Linked DNA regions of Homo sapiens: all the other regions are linked to region 1. Evidence: chromatin contacts called from ENCODE Hi-C or POLR2A ChIA-PET data. All regions are on one chromosome and are shown on one strand. Each heading gives the region's core, a stretch centred on a gene start or an enhancer-like site at or near the end of the contact. The rest is flanking DNA. Distances are from core to core; before and after follow the strand shown.

Region 1 (4,831 bases), core at 1,252-3,751:
AAAGTGCTGGGATTAAAGGCGTGAGCCACTGCAGCCAGCTAGGAATCATTTATTCTCCCTTTGATCATTTGAAGCCAACACCATTTGTGTTAACTATCTATACAAAATACCAGATTATTCTACCCCAGAAGAAGTGATACATAGTGTTTTTGCTCTCAACATACCTATTTCTCGAGCAAGAATAATACTGCTGAGGCGTATCGGTTGCGTAGATTCAGCAATGAGTACAGCTTTTTGGGAACACAAGGTGCCATTTTCATATAAAGGCTCAACAGTAACTGCATCATGATGGGTGGAATGCCTGCCAGAACAAAATTCTTAAGAGTGTGAAATAGGTGGGTTAAAATTAACTTTTAGTGGAACATAGATTCTCACACTTCTTCCATGTTACATACTACCAGGTATATGTAAATGACACTTTTTAAAGAAGGAACATTGCTTAGGGATGCGATAATTAAACTGAGAGATTGATGAGAACTTTCCCAATGATCCCTTGAACAAAGTCCCAGAAATATCCCTCCCTCAATTTTTTTTAAAAGATTTTTATATTCTTCCCTCAGTATGCAGAAATACGACTGATGTGTTTCTAGTAATGAGAGGGGACTTTCTCATACTCTGAGGAAAGTTTCCTTCAATCCTAGAAACCAGGCTTCTGATATCTAGGATGGAAAAGGTGCCTAAATTATGAGGTGTGAGTCCAACTCAAAATACCAAAAACATTCATAAATATTTTTATTCTTATTTATTATTATGTTTTTGAGACCGAGTCACTTTGTTGCCCAAGCTGAAGTGCAGCAGGGCGATCTCAGCTCACTGCAACATTCGCCTCCAGGGTTCAAGCGATTCTCCTGCCTCAGCCTCTCGAGTAGCTGAGATTACAGGTGTCTGCCACTATGCCCGACTAATTTTTGTATTTTTAGTAGGGATGGGCTTTCATCATGTTGGCCAGGCTGGTCTTGAACTCCTGACTTCAAGTGATCTGCCTGCCCCGGCCTCCCAAAGTGCTGGGATTACAGGCGTGAGCCACTGCGCCCGGCCGAATGTTTTTATTTTAAATAGAGACGGGGTCTCACTATGTTGATCCGGCTGGTCTCAAACTCCTGGCCTCAAGTAATCCTCCTGCCTTGGCCTCCCAAAGTGCTGGGATTACAGGCGTGAGCCACCATGCCTGGCCTCATTAATATTTTTGGAGTGATAGAAGAAATGGCTTTCAATGCTGGAAAGATGCCTTGCATCACCCTCACGGTCAGGAAACACACACGTCACACTGGATCATCTTACAAGCTCACTTTCCTTATACTTCCTCATAAAATGAGAGGTGAATTTATACTCGGAACAAACCTCATTGCTTCTCCTAGGAGATGGCAAAGGGGTATCTACTCCATCTAGGATGAATGCACTGGCATCCTGAAGCTCACTTCGGTTAGGTTCTCTCATACCTTAGGCAACCACATAACCCATCATTGGGTCCTCTCACACCAGAAAATCATGTCTCTTCATCTTCAGTCAGGAAGTCATTATCCCGGAGTTGTGTGTACCCCCTGTCCTCACACTTCAAGCGGGTACCCTTTTATAAATGGGGCAATTTTGATAATACAGACAGATCTCATCTCCACCCACGATAAATCTTCTCATATTCCCAGAAGTTTACACTTCATAGTCTCTGGGCCTCACTTTCCTCGTCTGTGAAATGGGAGTAATAGTACTTACTTCATAAGACTGCAAAAAGCGAATGAGTTAACACATGTAAAGTGCTTAGTTAACCCCCAATACTTGGCTGTTGTGTTTTAAGTCCTTCTCACATTGAATAGCTCATCTATAGTTAGTGGGGACCCTCGCACCCCAAGTTTTCCTGTTCCTACAGAAATTTCCTCAGATATGGGGAACTTCCTCTTACTCTAGTTGTTTACATTGGAAGTCATCAGTACCTGTGGCCTCCAACACAGGGCTTCCCTTTACCCTGACGGCTGCTCATAGTGACCACCCCTTCCCAACACACACAGAGAAGAGGCCAGTCCCACATCCCGAGAATTCCTCACACGTCTGGAAGATTGTCACACAGCTGGAGGATATACCACATGAGTAGGACACGCCACACCCAAGGGTCTGCTCCTCGCCACCTTCACTGACACCACACTCTCCTCCCCTACCGGCTAGGCCCCTTCACGCGGCCCCACACGGTATTCCTGTGGGATCTTACAGAGGGAACCCCCCTCACCCTTACTGGATGGTAGTGAGGGTGCATATCCTTGTCACCCACCACCCCTCACCAAGTGTAGCAGCCCCGCTGGGCCTCCAGCAGGAAAGGCACCCGGCCTGGCTCTCGGCCGAAGGGTAGCAACACCTGTGGCACGTTAAGTTTGTTGGCCAGGGTCCCACGCAAAACCAGAAACAACAACAGGAGGCGGTGTAGACGCAAGAAGAAAAAGAGCCCGAAGCCTCGGCGTCTTGATGACGCCGGACAGCCAGTCATGGCGACTGCCAGGTCTCGGGTTCCCGCTCAACTACAGCCGGCTCACAGCTCCATCAGCCAATCCACAGGCGTGACGTCAGCAGAGGGGGATGGGACCTGCTTCTTGCTCGGATGTGTGGGCATTTTTAAATGCAGTCCTTCAGCAAGCCAATATAATGGAAACTTTTGGCACAAACCCAGCTAAAACACCTCAAACTCTCTTAAAGGGCTTTCCTAAATACTGGATGGCAGACCTTTTTAACAGTAAGGAACAAGCAGAAAAGTCTAAAAAAAACCCTTTAATTTCTTCCAGTTTTAATTTCTTCTGTTGCACACTGTTTATCTTAACACCACACCCTCCGCCCGACAAAAAAACTTTTTGCAATGATTTCCAGTTAGCATTGGTCCATGCCTATCAACGGAAAATTGTGCAGTCTCTGGGATAAACAGCTCGACTTTGTCAAGGGAACCGTGTATTTTTACTAGAAGTCAGATTCACGTCCGGCCTCCAGGCCAGAATGCAGGAAATGCCAGACACTGGCGTCTCAAAAGCAGCTTTCAAAGTTATCCACTCACACAGCCGGCCTCTAAGCAAATACTCTTGAGAGCACTTGTTGTTTTCTCCAAATATCCAAACAGAATATAAACTCAAAGCTGTTTCAGTACAGTTGGTTAAAACCACGCATTTATAGTAGTGATCAGCATTATATATTGTTTTAAGGAGCATAAATCCATAGTTTATAAGGATTGATATGGTTGTGAAGGAAAATGTATATAGTTCAGCCTGAGATGTCAGTGTTAACCTATAAAAGGCCCAGCACATTAAGTGTTCTTTCTAATCTTCATGTTTACTCTGACAATACTTATCTCCATTTTACAGATGATAAAACTAAACATTTGCTCTATATTAAATCCTGTTGCTCCAGCTGGGTGCGGTGGCTCACGCCCGTAATCCCAGCATTTTGGGAAGCTGAGGCAGGTGGATCACCTGAAGGTCAGGAGTTCGAGACCAGCCTGGCCAACATGGTGAAGCCCTGTCTCTACTTAAAATATAAAAAATTACCCGGGCATGGTGGCAGGTGCCTGTAATCCCAGCTACTCGGGAGGCTGAGGCAGGAGAATCTCTTGAACCAGGAGGCGGAGGTTGCAGTGAGCCGAGATCGAGCCATTACGCTCCAGCCCAGGCAACAAGAATGAAACTTCATCTCAAAAATAATAATAATAAAGAATAAATCCTGTTGCTACCACCCACAAAGATGCTATTTTTAACCCAAACCTCATAGCTTCTGTGGAGAAAGCACATTTAGTTTTAATAAATAAAAGTCAAATAGGTCTGAGGGTTGGAGGGACTGGTTCTTTATTTCAAAAAGACACTTGTCAATATTCAGTATCAAAACAGTTGCACTATTGATTTCTCTTTCTCCCAATCGGCCCCAAAGAGACCACATAAAAGGAGAGTACATTTTAAGCCAATAAGCTGCAGGATGTACACCTAACAGACCTCCTAGAAACCTTACCAGAAAATGGGGACTGGGTAGGGAAGGAAACTTAAAAGATCAACAAACTGCCAGCCCACGGACTGCAGAGGCTGTCACAGCCAGATGGGGTGGCCAGGGTGCCACAAACCCAAAGCAAAGTTTCAAAATAATATAAAATTTAAAAAGTTTTGTACATAAGCTATTCAAGATTTCTCCAGCACTGACTGATACAAAGCACAATTGAGATGGCACTTCTAGAGACAGCAGCTTCAAACCCAGAAAAGGGTAATGAGATGAGTTTCACATGGCTAAATCAGTGGCAAAAACACAGTCTTCTTTCTTTCTTTCTTTCAAGGAGGCAGGAAAGCAATTAAGTGGTCACCTCAACATAAGGGGGACATGATCCATTCTGTAAGCAGTTGTGAGGGGGTAGAGATGGGACAAAATTTTGGTCTCAGAGGTCTTACCATCTTAATTTGGTAACTTCTAATGAAAAAAATAAAAAATAGAAATAACATTATCCAAAGATATCTTAAAGCTGAAAACTTGAACAGCACATTTTTTGTTTTTGTTGTTGTTTGGCTAACTCCTCCTGGAATCACCTTTCTGGTTTAGCTAGTACTTTGTACAGAACAATGAGGTTTCCCACAGCGGAGTCTCCCTGGGCTCTGTTTGGCTCTCGGTAAGGCAGGCCTACACCTTTTCCTCTCCTCTATGGAGAGGGGAATATGCATTAAGGTGAAAAGTCACCTTCCAAAAGTGAGAAAGGGATTCGATTGCTGCTTCAGGACTGTGGAATTATTTGGAATGTTTTACAAATGGTTGCTACAAAACAACAAAAAAGGTAATTACAAAATGTGTACATCACAACATGCTTTTTAAAGACATTATGCATTGTGCT
Region 2 (4,831 bases), core at 1,700-4,199, 380 kb before region 1:
GGCGTCCAGTGTAGACGGTGCTGCCCTGGCCCAGACTATGCCTGGAGCCAGGCTGGGGGCAGGGGCAGGACACCCGGGGCCACAACCCACACTCGGGATAAAACAACCTGTGCGTGCTGTTTAATAAGCTCCCAGACATCTGATTGTTTTTCCTTCCCTGCTCTCCCTTTTCTTCCTCTAGTTTTTAGCCAGACGCCAATTCTCCAGGCGCTGCAGCATGTCCAAGCGAGCTGTGACGAAGCCCACAAGATGAAGTGAGGCTCCTGCCACTTTGGGCCTTGGAAAGTAGTAGGGGAAAAGCCTAAGGGAGAGGAAGCCTGCTAGGGACATAAACGTAATGGCCAGCAAGACCTTAGGGTCCAGGGTTGAAGAAAAAGAAGGCCTAGGCCTGGGGGCAGAGAAGAGGATGGGAGGTGCCGTAGGAGCAGCAGGCTCCCACTCAAAGAGCTACCGCTCCTTTTCCTTAGATTCAGTGATCTCTTCTCCCTGGCGGAGGAATATGAGGACTCTTCCACCAAGCCACCCAAGAGCCGGCGAAAAGCAGCTCTGTCCAGCCCTCGAAGTCGAAAGAATGCCACACAGCCCCCCAATGCCGAAGAAGAGTCGGGCTCCAGCAGTGCTTCAGTGAGAACCCAGCCAGTGCACAGGGGGAAAAGGAGCACTGGGTGCAGGTGGAGTCGGCGCCAGCAGCTGCCCAGGCTGTTAACTTCCCATTTCCCCTCCCATCTCTTCCAGGAAGAGGAAGACACGAAACCGAAGCCTACCAAGCGGAAACGAAAAGGGTCCTCTGCAGTGGGCTCTGACAGTGACTGAGGCCCTGCATTCCCCATCCCACCCCCGGCTGGACTGCCCTCTCCTTCTTGGTGATTCAAAGGTTAATAGAGGCTGAGGAGATTGCAGGGGAAACACCCTTGCTGCATCCCCAAGCTCCCCCGGTGGAAGGAGGAGCTTTCTCCTCTGGCTGAGTTTGAGAAGCTGCCATGCAGCCCCTAGCCCCTTCCCTCCTCCTGGGGCCTCCAGCCCCTCACACTGCTGTTCCCAGTGATATTTGGGATCTGACTGAAGCCAGAGGCTCTGTAAAATCAGACCATAGTGGAAGTCCTCAGCCCCCTGGCCCCTTCCGCAATCTCCTCCCCCAGTCTCCCAAAGAGCCATTTCAACAGAGAAGGGAAATGACAAAGGGGCAGCTGGCCAGATAAGCTAGGATGAGAGCAGAGACTCAGTGTGTGGGTGTCCCTTCCTGCTTCCCCTTCAGGTCTTGGTTTGTTCTGAAGGGACGTTTTATAGTCACTATCCACATGCCAGTGTGAAATGGGCATCTATGACGTGGTCAGGGTGTCCATTCCTAATCATGGGGCAGATGCCACAAGCATTCAGAAAGGAGTCTGAAAGGGTGGCCACAGCCCCACGTGGTGTGCCCTGGAGGCTTAGGTTGGTCTGAGGTTGGCACCTCAATCTACACCAGAGCCCAGGGAGTCCCAGAGGCAAGTTTCACAGAATTGTCAAATGATCCCATTTCCTTGAGTCTGTTTTTTTTTTTGTTTTTTTTTGTTTTTTTTTTGGCAGAGATAATCGTGTCTTAAAAGTTGTTTTTAAATGACAATAAAACAAGCCAGAATGTCTTTTGTGCTGGAGTGTCTGCTGGCATTTGCCCCGTGCATGTATAGCTTGGTCTTGATTTGATTGGCACCCCTACTTGTAACCGCAGAACATCCCCCTTTCCCTTCCTGTTCTGCCCCCACTTTTGTCTAGAGCAGAAGGGACTTGGCTTTGGCCACTACCCATCCTTCCTGCTGCCACTGGAGGTGGGAGCCAGGCACTGATCTGTCTATGCAGAACCATCCCCCGTAGGATGAGGCCTGTCCTTACTCATTTCTCAAGAAACAAGATGCTTCCAAAAGGTCTGTCATCCTCCAGTTGAAGTCTGTGTGCCTACCAAGAATGGCCGGAGGACTCGCTGCTTGACGGGAGGGATGCTCCAGCTTGGTCTCCAGGGACAACTGTACCTGGAGATAAAGTCTGGATACCAGGGAGGGACAGAGATGCTCTTCCTTCCACAGTGTGGCCACTTGCTGGGCCATGTGAACCAGCAGAGGAGAGTTCCTTGGCTATGCTGTTGTTCCCCCGCTGTCCAGGGAGAATGGAGGTGGACTGAGGAGTGAAGTTTGGGCGAACTGCACAGAGCTGCTCCTCTTCACCCCGAAAATTTGTCTTTTTACAGAATCCAGGTTCTCCCCTCCCTCATCACTGCTGTTGCTTCCTTTGAAAGTCTAAACCACTGGAGGCTTCTTTTTCCTTCCTCTCTCCTTCCCCAGTTTCCTCTGTCCCAATTAAAACCAGGATGGAGAGCATTTGCTGGCTGGCCCCAATTATTGTACCCTTGCCCAAAGGGAGGGGCCTCTGTCGTGACCCCTCAGAAATCTGGCAGTCTGGGTTTCCACCTTTCCCCTATTTAACTCTCAGCCCCCACCCATCCCCTGGGGTTGCGGCTGGCAGGCCGGGACTTGCAGAACCAAATGGGCCAGGGGCCAAGTTCATTCTTTTGGGAGAGAGCAATGGTACCTTCCCTTAACGGGAAAACGAGAAATATTGAGGGGAAGATGGACTGCGATCCAAACGCCCTGGCTCTCAGGCCTGGACTCTAGGGCTTAGCCAGATGCCTAAACCGCCCAAGCCGAGAAACAACTTAGAAGACAGACATAACCCTGGGATTCAGGGAAGGCGCGAGCACCGCCCAGGACCTGGTAGGGTGCGAGCCGCGAGCAGTCCGGGAGGGAGCGCGCCTAGGGCGGAGCGTAGGCTGTGGGGGGAGGGCTGGGAGTCCGGGGCCGCCCCACACCCGCACTCCTCCCGGGTTTCTGCTCTCCGCCCGTGTGGAGTGGTGGGGGCCTGGGTGGGAATGGGCGTGTGCCAGCGCACGCGCGCTCCCTGGAAGGAGAAGTCTCAGCTAGAACGAGCGGCCCTAGGTTTTCGGAAGGGAGGATCAGGGATGTTTGCGAGCGGCTGGAACCAGACGGTGCCGATAGAGGAAGCGGGCTCCATGGCTGCCCTCCTGCTGCTGCCCCTGCTGCTGTTGCTACCGCTGCTGCTGCTGAAGCTACACCTCTGGCCGCAGTTGCGCTGGCTTCCGGCGGACTTGGCCTTTGCGGTGCGAGCTCTGTGCTGCAAAAGGGCTCTTCGAGCTCGCGCCCTGGCCGCGGCTGCCGCCGACCCGGAAGGTCCCGAGGGGGGCTGCAGCCTGGCCTGGCGCCTCGCGGAACTGGCCCAGCAGCGCGCCGCGCACACCTTTCTCATTCACGGCTCGCGGCGCTTTAGCTACTCAGAGGCGGAGCGCGAGAGTAACAGGGCTGCACGCGCCTTCCTACGTGCGCTAGGCTGGGACTGGGGACCCGACGGCGGCGACAGCGGCGAGGGGAGCGCTGGAGAAGGCGAGCGGGCAGCGCCGGGAGCCGGAGATGCAGCGGCCGGAAGCGGCGCGGAGTTTGCCGGAGGGGACGGTGCCGCCAGAGGTGGAGGAGCCGCCGCCCCTCTGTCACCTGGAGCAACTGTGGCGCTGCTCCTCCCCGCTGGCCCAGAGTTTCTGTGGCTCTGGTTCGGGCTGGCCAAGGCCGGCCTGCGCACTGCCTTTGTGCCCACCGCCCTGCGCCGGGGCCCCCTGCTGCACTGCCTCCGCAGCTGCGGCGCGCGCGCGCTGGTGCTGGCGCCAGGTAAGGCTGGAGCTCCGAACTGACTAAGGCGGGGCCAGCCACAGAAGGGGGCGTGTCGGAGACCACAGAAAGGCTTGGTCTCATCCCTGGGCCTGGGAAGAAGCCGACTATCCCTTGGGGTTCGAAAGTGGGTGGAGATAGGAGTCTCCGGGTTTGAGAAGGGATGAGGCTGAATCTTTGGTGCCCCAAGGATCCCCAAGGAGTCGAGTTCCAGGCCTCAGACCCAAGATGGAATGTCCATACCCTTCACCCTCATCCAAGAGCAGTGTGGGCTGGGATAGGGAGGGGACATGGGTCATAGGCTCTTCTAGGTAGAGCCAGGGCCCCGGCGTTGTGCTTTCCCACCCTTCTAGAGTTTCTGGAGTCCCTGGAGCCGGACCTGCCCGCCCTGAGAGCCATGGGGCTCCACCTGTGGGCTGCAGGCCCAGGAACCCACCCTGCTGGAATTAGCGATTTGCTGGCTGAAGTGTCCGCTGAAGTGGATGGGCCAGTGCCAGGATACCTCTCTTCCCCCCAGAGCATAACAGACACGTGCCTGTACATCTTCACCTCTGGCACCACGGGTGAGGGCCGGGCACCATACTTAGCTCCCCGAAACCAAGGCAGAGGAAGGCAGGGGTCTGCTCCCAGACCACTCCTTCAAAGCCCCCAGAGAGGATGCTGATTTCATTGGCACATCCTTTTTCTCCCCATCATTTCACTCCCCAGTCTCCTCACCTCCTACTCATTTCTCCACCTCCCCCAGACCACCCATATTTCCAGGACAGCCTGGTCTCGGTCCTCAGCTTCTGTCCTGCCTCCGCCTCTTTCTGTGGGAAACCCAGCGGGGGTGCAAACAGATAGGTAGAGCTTGGAGTTTGCCCTTCCCCTGATCGTCCCATAACTGCCACCCCACAGGCCTCCCCAAGGCTGCTCGGATCAGTCATCTGAAGATCCTGCAATGCCAGGGCTTCTATCAGCTGTGTGGTGTCCACCAGGAAGATGTGATCTACCTCGCCCTCCCACTCTACCACATGTCCGGTTCCCTGCTGGGCATCGTGGGCTGCATGGGCATTGGTCAGTCTCCCCAACCCCACCTTCATTAATTCATCCAGTAGACATTTATTAAGCACGTACTATGGTGT
Region 3 (4,831 bases), core at 1,186-3,685, 290 kb after region 1:
ACCAAATGTCTCTGCCTTGGTTTGGGTTCTTGCCACATCTCAATAGCATCTAGCAGTCAGCCATTCTGTTGCACTCCACTCTTCGTGCCCCTCTCCACGACCCTCCTCCCTCATCCTCGCATTGCCTATCCGCCTGACATCCTTGTGCACAACTGGGTGATTCCTAAACGTTGGGATTTCACGGGTCTGTAAAATTTCAAAAACAATTCTGGGGACCAATTAAAGTTGCTAGCTTTTTTTTTTTTTTTTTGAAACGGAGTTTCGCTCTTGTTGCCTAGGCTGGAGTGCAATGGCGTGATCTCAGCTCACCGCAACCTCCACCTCCTGAGTTCAAGCAATTCCCCTGCATCAGCCTCCTGAGTAGCTGGGATTACAGGCATGCGCCATCATGCCCGGCTAATTTTGTATTTTTAGTAGAGACGGGGTTTCTCCATGTTGGTCAGGCTGGTCTTAACTCTTGACCTCAGGTGATCCACCCACCTCGGCCTCCCAAAGTGCTGGGATTACAGGCATGAGCCACCGTGCCCGGCTGGTTGCCAGCTTTTAATTTTGCTAAGTAAGGACATAAAATGTAACAAGTAAGTGATAAATAACTATTAGCATTTACCATCACCATAATTTCATAAAAGAAAGGATGCTTGGTCAGGCGTGGTGGCTCAGGCCTATAATCCCAGCACTTTACGAGGCTGATGGGGGAGGATTGCCTGAGCCCAGGAGATAGAGACCAGCCGGGCACCATAAGGAGACCCTGTCTTTACAAAAAAAAGTTAAAAAAAAATTAGTTGGGCATAGCAGTGCACACCTGTAGTCCTAGCTAAGTGGGAGGCTGAGGTGGAAGGATCACCTGAGCCCAGCAGTTGGAGGCTGCAATGAGCTATGATTGCACTACTGCACTCCAGCCTGGGCAACAGAGGGAGACCCTGTCTTAACAACAAAAAGACTCCTTAACTGCCCCCCACACCCGCCCCCCCCAAATGAGGAAGGGTGAAACCTCAAAATGAGGGGCGCTTTTGGCACCCAGACACTGTGGAGATTTGTACACACAGCCTTTTCTGTACTTGTCTCCACTAGGCTTCTCTCCACAGACCATCCCGGGTGGCATTTGGGACCCAGCTGGAGGTGAGTCATTTCTCCTCAGGAGGCTCCTCAGTGAGGTTTATTTATTTGTTTCTACACGAATAGAGGAGCAGTGATGAGCTGTCTGTTGGGTGGTTTAAAGGCTGCGAGGAAAGGTGTGAAGTAGGGTCCCCTTGCTCAGCACGCAGGAGCTGCCTGGCGCCACTGAGCCTGTGGGTCCCACGGTCTCTCCTCCCCTCTTCCTGTGGCTTTGTGGTTCATTACCACTTTAACCCCAGAAACCTGAGCCGCCAGAGGTTACTGGGCATTCTCTGGGCCACAGGCTGTGTTGGGGGTCAGGACTGAGAGTAGAAACTTTCTTCCTGAAGCATCTGTCTTGAGTATAGTATGGGGAGCCTTTAAAAAACCCTAATGACAGCTGGGCGCGGTGGCTCACACCTGTAATCTCAGTACTTTGGGAGGCTGAGGCGGGCGGATCACCAGGTCAGGAGATCAAGACCATCCTGGCTAACACGGTGAAACCCCGTCTCTACTAAAAATACAAAAAATTAGGCGGGTGTGGTGGTGGGCGCCTGTAGTCCCAGCTACTCAGGAGGCTGAGGCAGGAGAATGGCTTGAACCCAGGAGGCGGAGCTTGCAGTGAGCTGAGTTTGCGCCACAGCACTCCAGCCCAGGCGACAGAGCGAGACTCGGTCTCAAAAAAAAAAAAAGCCCTAATGACTGGGTCCCATTTCCATGGTTCTGAGGCAACAAGCAAGGTGGAGCCTTCAAGGCTCCAGACGAAGCTGACTCTGGCGGGGTTTGGAAAACTGCTGAACTGCACGAGCATCCATGGGCAGCCATATTTTCTATTTAGGGCTGCCCCATCTTCTTCTTGTTTTCTTCTTTTTTTTTTAGAGATGAGGTCTCACTATGTTACCCAGGCTGGTTTCAAACTCCTGGCCTCATGGGATTCTCCAGCCTCAGTCTCCCAAAGTGCTGGGATTACAGGTGTGAGTCCGGCCTGCCCCCATCTTCTTTGTCTTCTGATTTTAGCTTTCATTCTAGTGCCTCCATGCCCTCAGGTCATCCTTTAGATACCCTGGGCTATAAGTGTGTAACTGTCCTCTGCTGGGCTGGGAAGAACGCAAAGGAACAATAAACTGGGTCCCTCCCATGAATTCTAGGTTCAATTCAGGTCGCACTTGCTGTGCGGCCTTGAACAAGTCGCTTTCCCTCTCCGGGCCTCTGTTTCCCCTCTGTACAATTGGAAGAGTGGATGCATTCTTATACTTCCTCTGGTGCTGCTGGTGTGTGGTTTCCCCCTTACTGGTGATGGCATACTCCAGGAATTCTGGAAACCCTCCCTGACGCCGAAGCAGGGTCACCCTCTCCCCGCCTCCTTGCTAGTCCTTACTCCTGGCCCAGCGAGGCTCGTGATTTTTGTTTAAACCATTCTGTGGAATTTTAGAATTCTTGATGGAAAAATGATGAGCTGACAAGAAAATGTTTTGAAATCCAGAGCATTCCACTCACTGCCTGTTACGGTTAAGGCCCAGGCTTTCGCTTGGATACTTAGCCTCCTCTTGCCTTGGGGTTTCCGCAGAAACACTGTTCCCGTGCAGGGGGAGGGAGCCGTGAGGGTGCCTGGTCCACATCCCTGCTGCTGCAATGTGTACTAAACCCATACAGGCAAATGAATATTTATTTGTTATATATTTTTTATTGCAAAAAGGTGCATAGAAGGAAATTGAAATAGTGCTTATCTCTGGTGATGTGTATCTTTCCATTTTCTTCTTCCTGTGTGCAAATATATAGTATTATGATATATACTGTGTTACACAATAATCATAAAAATATATTTCTTTAGAAAGTTTGAATCAAAATACATAGAATTTTTCTTGTCTTGCATTCTTCATACAGCATTATGTCATGTCTTCAATGTTTTTCTAAAATATTTTTGGCCAGACGTGGTGGCACACGCCTGTAGTCCCAGATACTTGGGAAGCTGAGATGGGAGGATCACTGAAGCCCAGAAGTTAAAGCTACAGTGAGCCATCATCATGCCACTGCACTCCAGCCTGGCGACGGAGCGAGACCCTGTCTCAAAAAATATATAATAATTGGCCAGGCACGGTAGCTCATGCCTGTAATCCTAGCACTTTGGGAGGCCAAAGCGGATAGATCACCTGAGGTCAGGAGTTCAAGACCAGCCTGGCCAATATGGTGAAACCCTGTCTCTACTAAAAATACAAAAATTAGCTGGGTGTGGTGGTGGGCGCCTATAATCCCAACTACTTGGGAGGCTGAGGAAGAAGAATCGCTTGAACCCAGTAGGTGGAGGTTGCAGTGAGCCGAGATTATGCCACTTCACTCCAGCCTGGGCAAAAGAGTGAAACTCCATCTCAAAAAAAAAAAAAAAAATATATATATATATATATATATACACACACACACACACACACACACACATATATATATACACACATACATATATATACACATACATATATATACACATACACATATATATATATACACATACATATATATATATAAAATAAATTTTAAAAGTTTCTGCATTATGTAGTTATGTCATAATTTCTACAGCTAGTCCCTTACGGTTGGATATTTGGTTATTTCCAGCATGCTGTTTTTTGTTTTGTTTTGTTTTGTTTTGTTTTGTTTTGTTTTGTTTTTGAGACGGAGTTTTGCTCTTATTGCCCATGCTGGAGTGCAATGGCATGATCTCGGCTCACTGCAACCTCCGCCTCCCGGGTTCAAACGATTCTCCTGCCTCAGCCTCCCGAGTAGCTGGGATTACAGGCATGTGCCAGCACACCCAGCTAATTTTGTATTTTTAGTAGAGACAGGGTTTCTCCATGTTGGTCAGGGTGGTCTCGAACTCCTAACCTCAGGTGATCTACCCATCCTCCCAAAGTGCTGGGATGACAGACGTGAGCCACCGCGCCCAGCCCATGCTGTTCTTTTAAATAACATTGAGATGAACTTTTTTTTTCTGATGCTGAAGCCCCTGAGACAGGACTCCAGGGCCCATGAATCACTAATAATGAGCCTTTCTTCTGTCCGCAGAATCCAGGAGTCCTCCAGCTGAGAACGAGGTGTCCACCCCCATGCAGGTGAGCTCCTGTTCTTGTAAAAGGGTCAGGGCTGCAGCACCTCGTGTTTAGGAGTGTGGGCTGATGCCAGACCGAATTTGGTTTAAATCCAGTTCTGTCACTAGTAGAAATGTGGTCGTGGTGAGTTACCTGTGCTTTTCAAACCTCTGTGAAAGGGAATCATAGAAATTATCTTGTCCCAGGACTGTAAGGAGTGGAGCAGCGCTGGCCTGGCGTGCAGAACTGCTCTGCGTCTAGCAGCTGCTATTTCATCTCTGAGCTTTTTGGACAACGCTAATGGCTTAGCTTGAGATTGGATTCTGTTTATCTGCATCCTTCCCCTGTGGACTCTTGGTGACATAATTTGCTGGAAAGAGGATTACCTCTGAAGCTGCTTAACAAATTCCTTGAGTAATCCAATTTCCTATCCAACTATATCTCCTCCTGTGGCCCTTAATTCCCTAAATGCTAAGCTGGGAGTCATAGCCACTTCTGGAGCTGTGCGGCACAGGGAAGGAGCCTGGGGCTCTTGAACCTTATCTGTGTTCCATGTAGGAACAGCTGCAGGTGAAGCCCATACCCATGGGGCTAGAGTGCTCCCAACACGGGTTCTGGGGAAACTGACACCGACTGAGGACTGGCCACATCCTGCTAAA

Evidence for each region. A loop is a pair of places that touch in the nucleus more often than their neighbours do. ChIA-PET counts read pairs that join two places held with the same protein, here RNA polymerase II (POLR2A). Pooled maps may share reads with other maps.
Region 2: a loop to region 1 is called in a pooled map, with 3 times the contacts of the local background. The contact joins the promoter of SLC27A3 here to the promoter of NUP210L in region 1. A Hi-C loop is called at or near these places in 1 of 168 maps with a recorded cell type or tissue (naive thymus-derived CD4-positive, alpha-beta T cell) and 7 of 50 pooled maps. POLR2A ChIA-PET finds 5 or more read pairs at or near these places in 1 of 52 experiments (CD4-positive, alpha-beta T cell).
Region 3: a loop to region 1 is called in a pooled map, with 3 times the contacts of the local background. The contact joins the enhancer-like site here to the promoter of NUP210L in region 1. A Hi-C loop is called at or near these places in 5 of 50 pooled maps. POLR2A ChIA-PET finds 5 or more read pairs at or near these places in 2 of 52 experiments (BJ and activated CD4-positive, alpha-beta T cell).

Annotation. Positions count from the first base shown.
Region 1 is chr1:154,152,572-154,157,402 of GRCh38, forward strand. It overlaps NUP210L (nucleoporin 210 like), which reads right to left and starts at 2,502. Exons shown (of 40, transcript NM_207308.3): 1 at 2,271-2,502; 2 at 165-301. The coding sequence starts at 2,473. It also overlaps a transcript of TPM3 not described here. RefSeq lists enhancers at 1,835-2,335, 2,336-2,836 and a silencer at 3,443-3,620.
Region 2 is chr1:153,772,458-153,777,288 of GRCh38, forward strand. SLC27A3 (solute carrier family 27 member 3) reads left to right here and starts at 2,950. Exons shown (of 10, transcript NM_024330.4): 1 at 2,950-3,707; 2 at 4,061-4,270; 3 at 4,605-4,763. The coding sequence starts at 3,041. INTS3 (integrator complex subunit 3) reads left to right here. Exons shown (of 30, transcript NM_023015.5): 28 at 182-254; 29 at 468-624; 30 at 736-2,351. The coding sequence ends at 813. RefSeq lists an enhancer at 3,351-4,017 and a silencer at 3,386-3,577.
Region 3 is chr1:154,443,976-154,448,806 of GRCh38, forward strand. IL6R (interleukin 6 receptor) reads left to right here. Exons shown (of 10, transcript NM_000565.4): 7 at 4,150-4,196. Among named protein-coding and RNA genes, the nearest start is that of IL6R-AS1, 40 kb to the left of the region's middle. RefSeq lists an enhancer at 1,310-1,809. Within about 2 kb of position 2,436, at least 3 of the 41 ENCODE cell types and tissues checked have a DNase peak (open chromatin) inside an H3K27ac peak, as active enhancers do.